Regions from separate parts of the Mus musculus genome. Here region 1 is linked to region 2. Evidence: chromatin loops called from intact Hi-C (ENCODE). Cell type or tissue: left cerebral cortex. All regions are shown on one strand. Links, peaks and the distances in the headings refer to the core of each region. The heading gives the core; the rest is flanking DNA.

Evidence for each region. Peaks named below come from ENCODE experiments on the same cell type or tissue, not always from the same donor. Only the 100,000 strongest peaks of a DNase experiment are listed, where the experiment ranks them.
Region 1: a loop joins it to region 2, with 3 times the contacts of the local background. A loop is called at or near these places in 3 of 42 quality-filtered maps.

The regions. Positions count from the first base shown.
Region 1 is chr16:57,592,512-57,595,423 of GRCm38, forward strand. The region is part of intron 1 of Cmss1 (cms small ribosomal subunit 1); the gene reads right to left. Among named protein-coding and RNA genes, the nearest start is that of Cmss1, 13 kb to the right of the region's middle. In left cerebral cortex, for the core only: a CTCF peak has its summit at 1,370 (motif pointing left); DNase peaks (open chromatin) are centred at 1,130 and 1,354.
Region 2 is chr16:57,165,508-57,168,419 of GRCm38, forward strand. Nit2 (nitrilase family, member 2) reads right to left here and starts at 1,825. Exons shown (of 10, transcript NM_023175.1): 1 at 1,774-1,825; 2 at 591-709. The coding sequence starts at 1,780. Gm16892 (a long non-coding RNA gene) reads left to right here and starts at 1,862. Exons shown (of 2, transcript XR_003951893.1): 1 at 1,862-1,963. In left cerebral cortex, for the core only: a CTCF peak has its summit at 1,264 (motif pointing left); DNase peaks (open chromatin) are centred at 1,314 and 1,855; H3K4me3 peaks cover 1,346 bases; H3K27ac peaks cover 1,203 bases.

The DNA of each region.
Region 1 (2,912 bases), core at 165-2,664, 430 kb after region 2:
GGCGACCGCTGCTGCTGTGGCTTAGGTCGCCTCCCCAGCCGGGTGGGCACCTGTCCTCCGGTCCGGAAGGTGGCCGGCTGTCCCCGGCCCACACAGGGTGCTGCCTCAGCCCCTCTGTGCTTCTGCCTGTTCCAGAGGCTGTCAGGTTCTCTGGCGCACCCTCTCACCTGTTCAGACTAATTTCCTAAGTTCGGCGGGTCCCGGACCAAGATGGCGACCGCTGCTGCTGTGGCTTAGGCCGCCTCCCCAGCCGGGCGGGCACCTGTCCTCCGGTCCGGACGGTGGCCGGCTGTCCCCGGCCCACACAGGGTGCTGCCTCAGCGCCTCTGTGCTTCTGCCTGTTCCAGAAGCTGTCAGGTTCTCTGGCGCTCCCTCTCACCTGTTCAGACTAATTTCCTAAGTTCGGCGGGTCCCGGACCAAGATGGCGACCGCTGCTGCTGTGGCTTAGGCCGCCTCCCCAGCCGGGCGGGCACCTGTCCTCCGGTCCGGACGGTGGCCGGCTGTCCCCGGCCCACACAGGGTGCTGCCTCAGCGCCTCTGTGCTTCTGCCTGTTCCAGAAGCTGTCAGGTTCTCTGGCGCTCCCTCTCACCTGTTCAGACTAATTTCCTAAGTTCGGCGGGTCCCGGACCAAGATGGCGACCGCTGCTGCTGTCCAAAACAGGATTCTTAAAGAAAGCGGCCGGAGACTCCGACTGAACCAAACTGAAAACATCGCATGCACCTGCAGTTTTTTGGTCACTGAAACTCACAACCATTTAAGTGACTGTGGCAAGCCCGGAGTCTACAGAGTGTGACGTTTCTTTTTAAGAAGCAGCGGACAAAGCAAGCTAATTCTCTGAGAATGTAATGAATATAAATATAAACATATTTTTCTATTGTTTCCTAAACAGAGCTTTTCTTCATTGAGCCCATCACCCTTGAGACTTGTTATCCATTCCAAATAGCGCCTTTCATGCTGAGATGAAGATTCAATAACTTTTTTTTAAAAAAGTTTTTTCTTCCATGAATGAACTTTCCAACTTGCTTAATTCCCTCCCAGACATCTGCTTTCTGATGAAACCCAGGAGCCTTCGAGTAGAACAGTCACTGTGTGGTCTTAAAAGAGCCACATGCATGAATCTCTCTTGCAATATGCACTCCAAATTTGGAAAGAAAATTTCTTGGAGCTATTTGACGTAACATTCTATAAAAATGATCCAAGGGATGACACATTATACAGCTCCATATTTCATTTACAGAAACAAGTCCAAGTATTAAATTCATACTGTGAGAAAGAAAAAAAAATTATTCTCTGCCCCAACACAGTTGCAGGAATGACATTTGGGGTTGTCTTAATAAAACTAGTCTCTGCTGCCATCTAGAGGTAAAGACTGCGTAATGCAATCAGTCCATAAAGGCCAGCGTTTGACCATTTTTAAGCTGTAAGTCATTCTTCACCAATACACAGCAATACTACTGCTGAGCTCCACCATCACCATGTGTGATGTTAGGTGGGTGTTTCAGACAGAGACCTGCGGGGCTCATGAAACGCAGCATCTTAGGCTCCAACAGTATCTGGGCATGCCATGCACTTTAGGATCTGATGAACATCCTGCCAGGTGACCACTGGGCCAAGGCACTCCTCTCATACCTCTCCTACCTTGGCAGGTCCGAGTTCCCAGTGAAAGAAAACATTGGGATCTATCTATAGTAGCTTCAGCTACAGCAGTTTTTCTCCAAGAGCAGCAGGCTACCCTTCCCTGCACCAGAACAAATTACCCTCAAGAATTTATTAAAAATGTGGATTCTATATATATGGCTACAGAACAACTTAAATGACCCCTCACCAAGGACTCTGGACACTAAATTATAGAAAACTTCTGTACTTCTTGACAAAGTTAAGGGGCTTTACAGAAAGCTATTCGGGAAAGGCTGAAACAGATTTCAACTGAAGCTTCTGTCGTTCATGGTTAGGTGTTTGGGGGACACTCATAGAAATGACCTTATCTCTGCTAATTTTCCTGTTTCATGTCTTAACAGTTTAGTATAGCATCTTGTAATTATATGCTTTTAGAAAGTGTTGAGAATAACAAAGAGCTCTTACAATACCACTAACCTGAGCGGACCACTAATGTCACAGATGCACAATCTGCAGCAGCTGTTCTCAACCTGTGGGTCCTGGTTCCTTTAGGTGTAAAACAACCTTTCACAGGGGTCACCTAAGACCATCTGCTTATCAGATATTTACATTTTGACTCCTAAGAGTAGCAAAGTTGCACTTATGACGTAGCAACAGGAATAGGGGTCATCACAACATGAGGCACTGTATTAAGGGGCGGCAGCATTAGGAAGGTTGCAAACCACTGATCTACAGGTTCTGCATGCCTAACCTGAATGTTGTAAGTCTAATTTCTTAGTGCCATTATAAAGTCTAATTTCTTAGTGCCACTATAATGTCCTAAGTGGACAACTCCACACCTTATCTTACATGACATGTAGTGGTCAATACACAGCTACACCAAAACTAATGTATAAAATTATATTCATTCTATTGTATAATATATATGTATATGTATGTATGTATGTGTGTATATATGTATACACACACACACACACATATATATATGCATATATATATATATATATATTTGGCTTTTGTGGTTAGATGTGGATCTCATTGTGTATATGCAGATTAAGTCCCAATATTCAGACATTCAAAATACTTCTGATTCCCAGTGTTTCAGAGAAGGAAGTCAATTTGTAGTTCTTAGTTTCTTAAAAAAAATTCTGTAGAAGCATTTTCCTATAACTTGAAAAGTTATTAAAGTCATTACTATGTAATGACATCATAGTGCTTCTATATAATCATACTTTAATTCATTTACTACACCCTCATCATTGTTATCTATGTCTACTTTTTCATTCTAATTA
Region 2 (2,912 bases), core at 152-2,651:
TCTCTGAGTTTGAGTCCACCCTGGGCTACAGAGCAAGTGACAGAACAACTAGGGCTACACAGAGAAAGCCTGCCTTGAAACAACAAAGTAAGACTGCTCCTGTGGAACTGACCTCTGGCTCCTCAAAGTGTTCCCTTTGCTAACTGATCCCTGGTCATTCAGGATCTCCGAGGCTGTACTTACCACCAAATATGATACAACCTTCAACTCAAACCTCGAGACAATTTTTCAAAAACTGAACAGTACTAAAGCAATGTGGTCTGACCTAAAACACGACAATAAAAAGCCTGACTTAGGTAAGGTACCAAGTAATTGTACAGGCCCTGAGTGAGTCTTTAAGGAAGCCCCCCATGGATTTCTTACTGCTTGTCTGAACAGGGGAGGTGATCTTGTTCAAAACTTGTAACCACGTTTGACATCTTATGATAAAGGTCGCTACTAGTCTTTGTGAAAGATGAGACAAATACGAAACAATATTAGGGTTCCAAAAGGCATTGCTGGAGGTGGGACATAAGAGGACCACTGCCAGCACGCAGTACTGTGGTGGATCCACAGCTCCTGAAGAATGGGCAGGCTGCCCTGATACTTACAGGCAGAGAAACTATGTTGGCACCTTGCTTTGCTGCCTCCCGCACTAGGCTACAAGCCCGGGTAAGGTTATCTGATTTAATGGAAGAAACTTGAAGCTGTATGAGGGCCAGGCGGAAAGCTGGGGAAAAAAGAAAAAAAAAAAAAAAAAAAAAAGTCATCAGATCTGCCCACTAAGTTCACCCAGGGCCAGGATTCTCAAACAGGATATCAGGCAGTATTTGAACATGGTTTTTGATTGACCCAACTACTGGCAATCTAAAGGGGTATATCGACAACACTGACAAAACCTGGCTTCTGAAGAAGGCCGAAGCTCTCCTTAAAAGTATAAAAACTATGATCGCTCATTCCTTGGCTTATCCTAAATATGATGAGAGAGAAAAAAAAAAAAAAGGCATTTAGCCCCTAACACCTCTTAATTGAACAGTGCCAGAATCTGTATAAAAACAAATGAAACCAAAACCTGGCATTATTTTCAGGTTAACAGACCTTGAGCTGTCACCAGAGTATCACAGAAACTCACTAATATCTCCCCTAACCCTAGGAAGTTAGACTGCCTCTGCTCCTGAGGCAGGAAAGGATAATAAAACTATAGTTTTGTTTCTAGCTTCTTCCAAAAGCCACCCAATATGGACAAGGTCCCGACCCAGGTTAGGGGCCGGTGCAAAAGCGCCCTCTGCAGGCTTACGCAGGAAAACCCCTCCACTGGGGTCCTCCGTGTGCAAGACTTGTTGCTTCCCCTTCTCCGGAAAGCGATTAATGATTTTGAAGATGAACAAGTCGGGGCGGAGGGCACGAAAACACCTCGAGTGACGGGCCTATTACGGGAACAACATTTACATGAATATGCCAGGACAGTGCAACTATAAACTTTTACAGACGAGGAACTGCGGAGTGAGGTGTGATTATCCACCGCTTTGTGAGGCGAGGAAGTCAGAGCCACGAGTTGGACACCACCACCCAACCCGCAAGCTGACCAGCTCCGACAGCACAGGACGCCCCGCGCGGAGGCCTGTGCTCGCACGGCCAGCCGCCCCTGGGCTTCGCCGCGCCGCGGACACCGGTGACAAGAGCCACCGGCATGGCTGACCGGGGGACGCAAGGACCCAGCCGGCTCATCTGCACCGCCGCACGGAGGACCCCGCTCCCGCTGGGAGCTGGACAACCAGACCACGAGCCACTTACTAGACATGGCTCTTCCACGGTGCACCGCAGGCCACAGGGACTCCTGCCAGTCAATCTCCTCCGCAGCGTGCAGAAGGCGGGGCCGAGCCGCGCGCGCAGAAGGGGCGTGGTCAAGGGCTGGGTCGAGGGGCGGAGCCTCGATGAGCTTTGAGGATTTTACTGTTTTGTTTTGTGCTGTGCTGTAATGTAGGTGAGTAAGCCTCCGACTTTGTGCACATTCAGTACCAGTCTACATTCTTGCCTGGGCACCGTACTAAAAATGGCTCACCCTTTGCGGTTGCATACACCAAGAAGTGATAATTACAAATTCTTTATATAGGGCCTTCAAAAGCAAAGTCAAAAAAGAGAAGCCTACGTTATGGTAGTGTGCCATAAATGGTCTGGGGTAGAAAGGTCCTACTTGTGGCACAAAGGACATAAATTTCAGGTTAGATCATGGCAGTGGCCAGGGTAACGATGCTCCATGCTGACTGGCTTGAGGAAGTGCACCTGGTTGTTTTAGGCTAGCAGGACTTCAGAACCTTGCTCCTAACTGGGCTGGGGAAAGAGATAGAGTTGGTGCTAAGCAGTATTCTACGATTTGACCTTTGTATTTATTATTTAATTTTTATTCATTATCATTTATGTAAATATTTATTTTTGTTTTGAGCTTTTCCGGTTTTCAGACAGGGTCTCTTGTAGCCTAGGCTGCACTTTAACTTGCTATGTAGCTAAGGCTCACCTTGACGTCTAATCCTCCTGCTCCCACTCCTGAGTGCAGGGATTGAGTCCTGTAGCAACACACCCAGCTAGTGACATTGCTTTCTAAGCTTTGCAGTGCTTGCAAGTTAAAGTCTATACCTTGTCACATTTGCAGAGCACGGAGCCAAGGGGATTAGAGAGCTTGACAAGAGGAAAGAAAGCCTGCAGATCAGATCCCCAAAAGAAATTTTAGTCAGCTGTCTTCAGTGGGGCTGAGCTTTTCACAAACTTTGGGAGAGACAGAGAGAGCCAAACAGAGAGACAGAGAGAGGGAGAGAGAGAGAACCATAAACAGCAGTTTGAAAAGGACAAAGCAGGGCTGGAGAGATGGCTCCGTGGTTAAGAGCACTTGGTGCTCTTGCAAAGGACCTGGGTTTGGATCTAAGCACCTACATCGT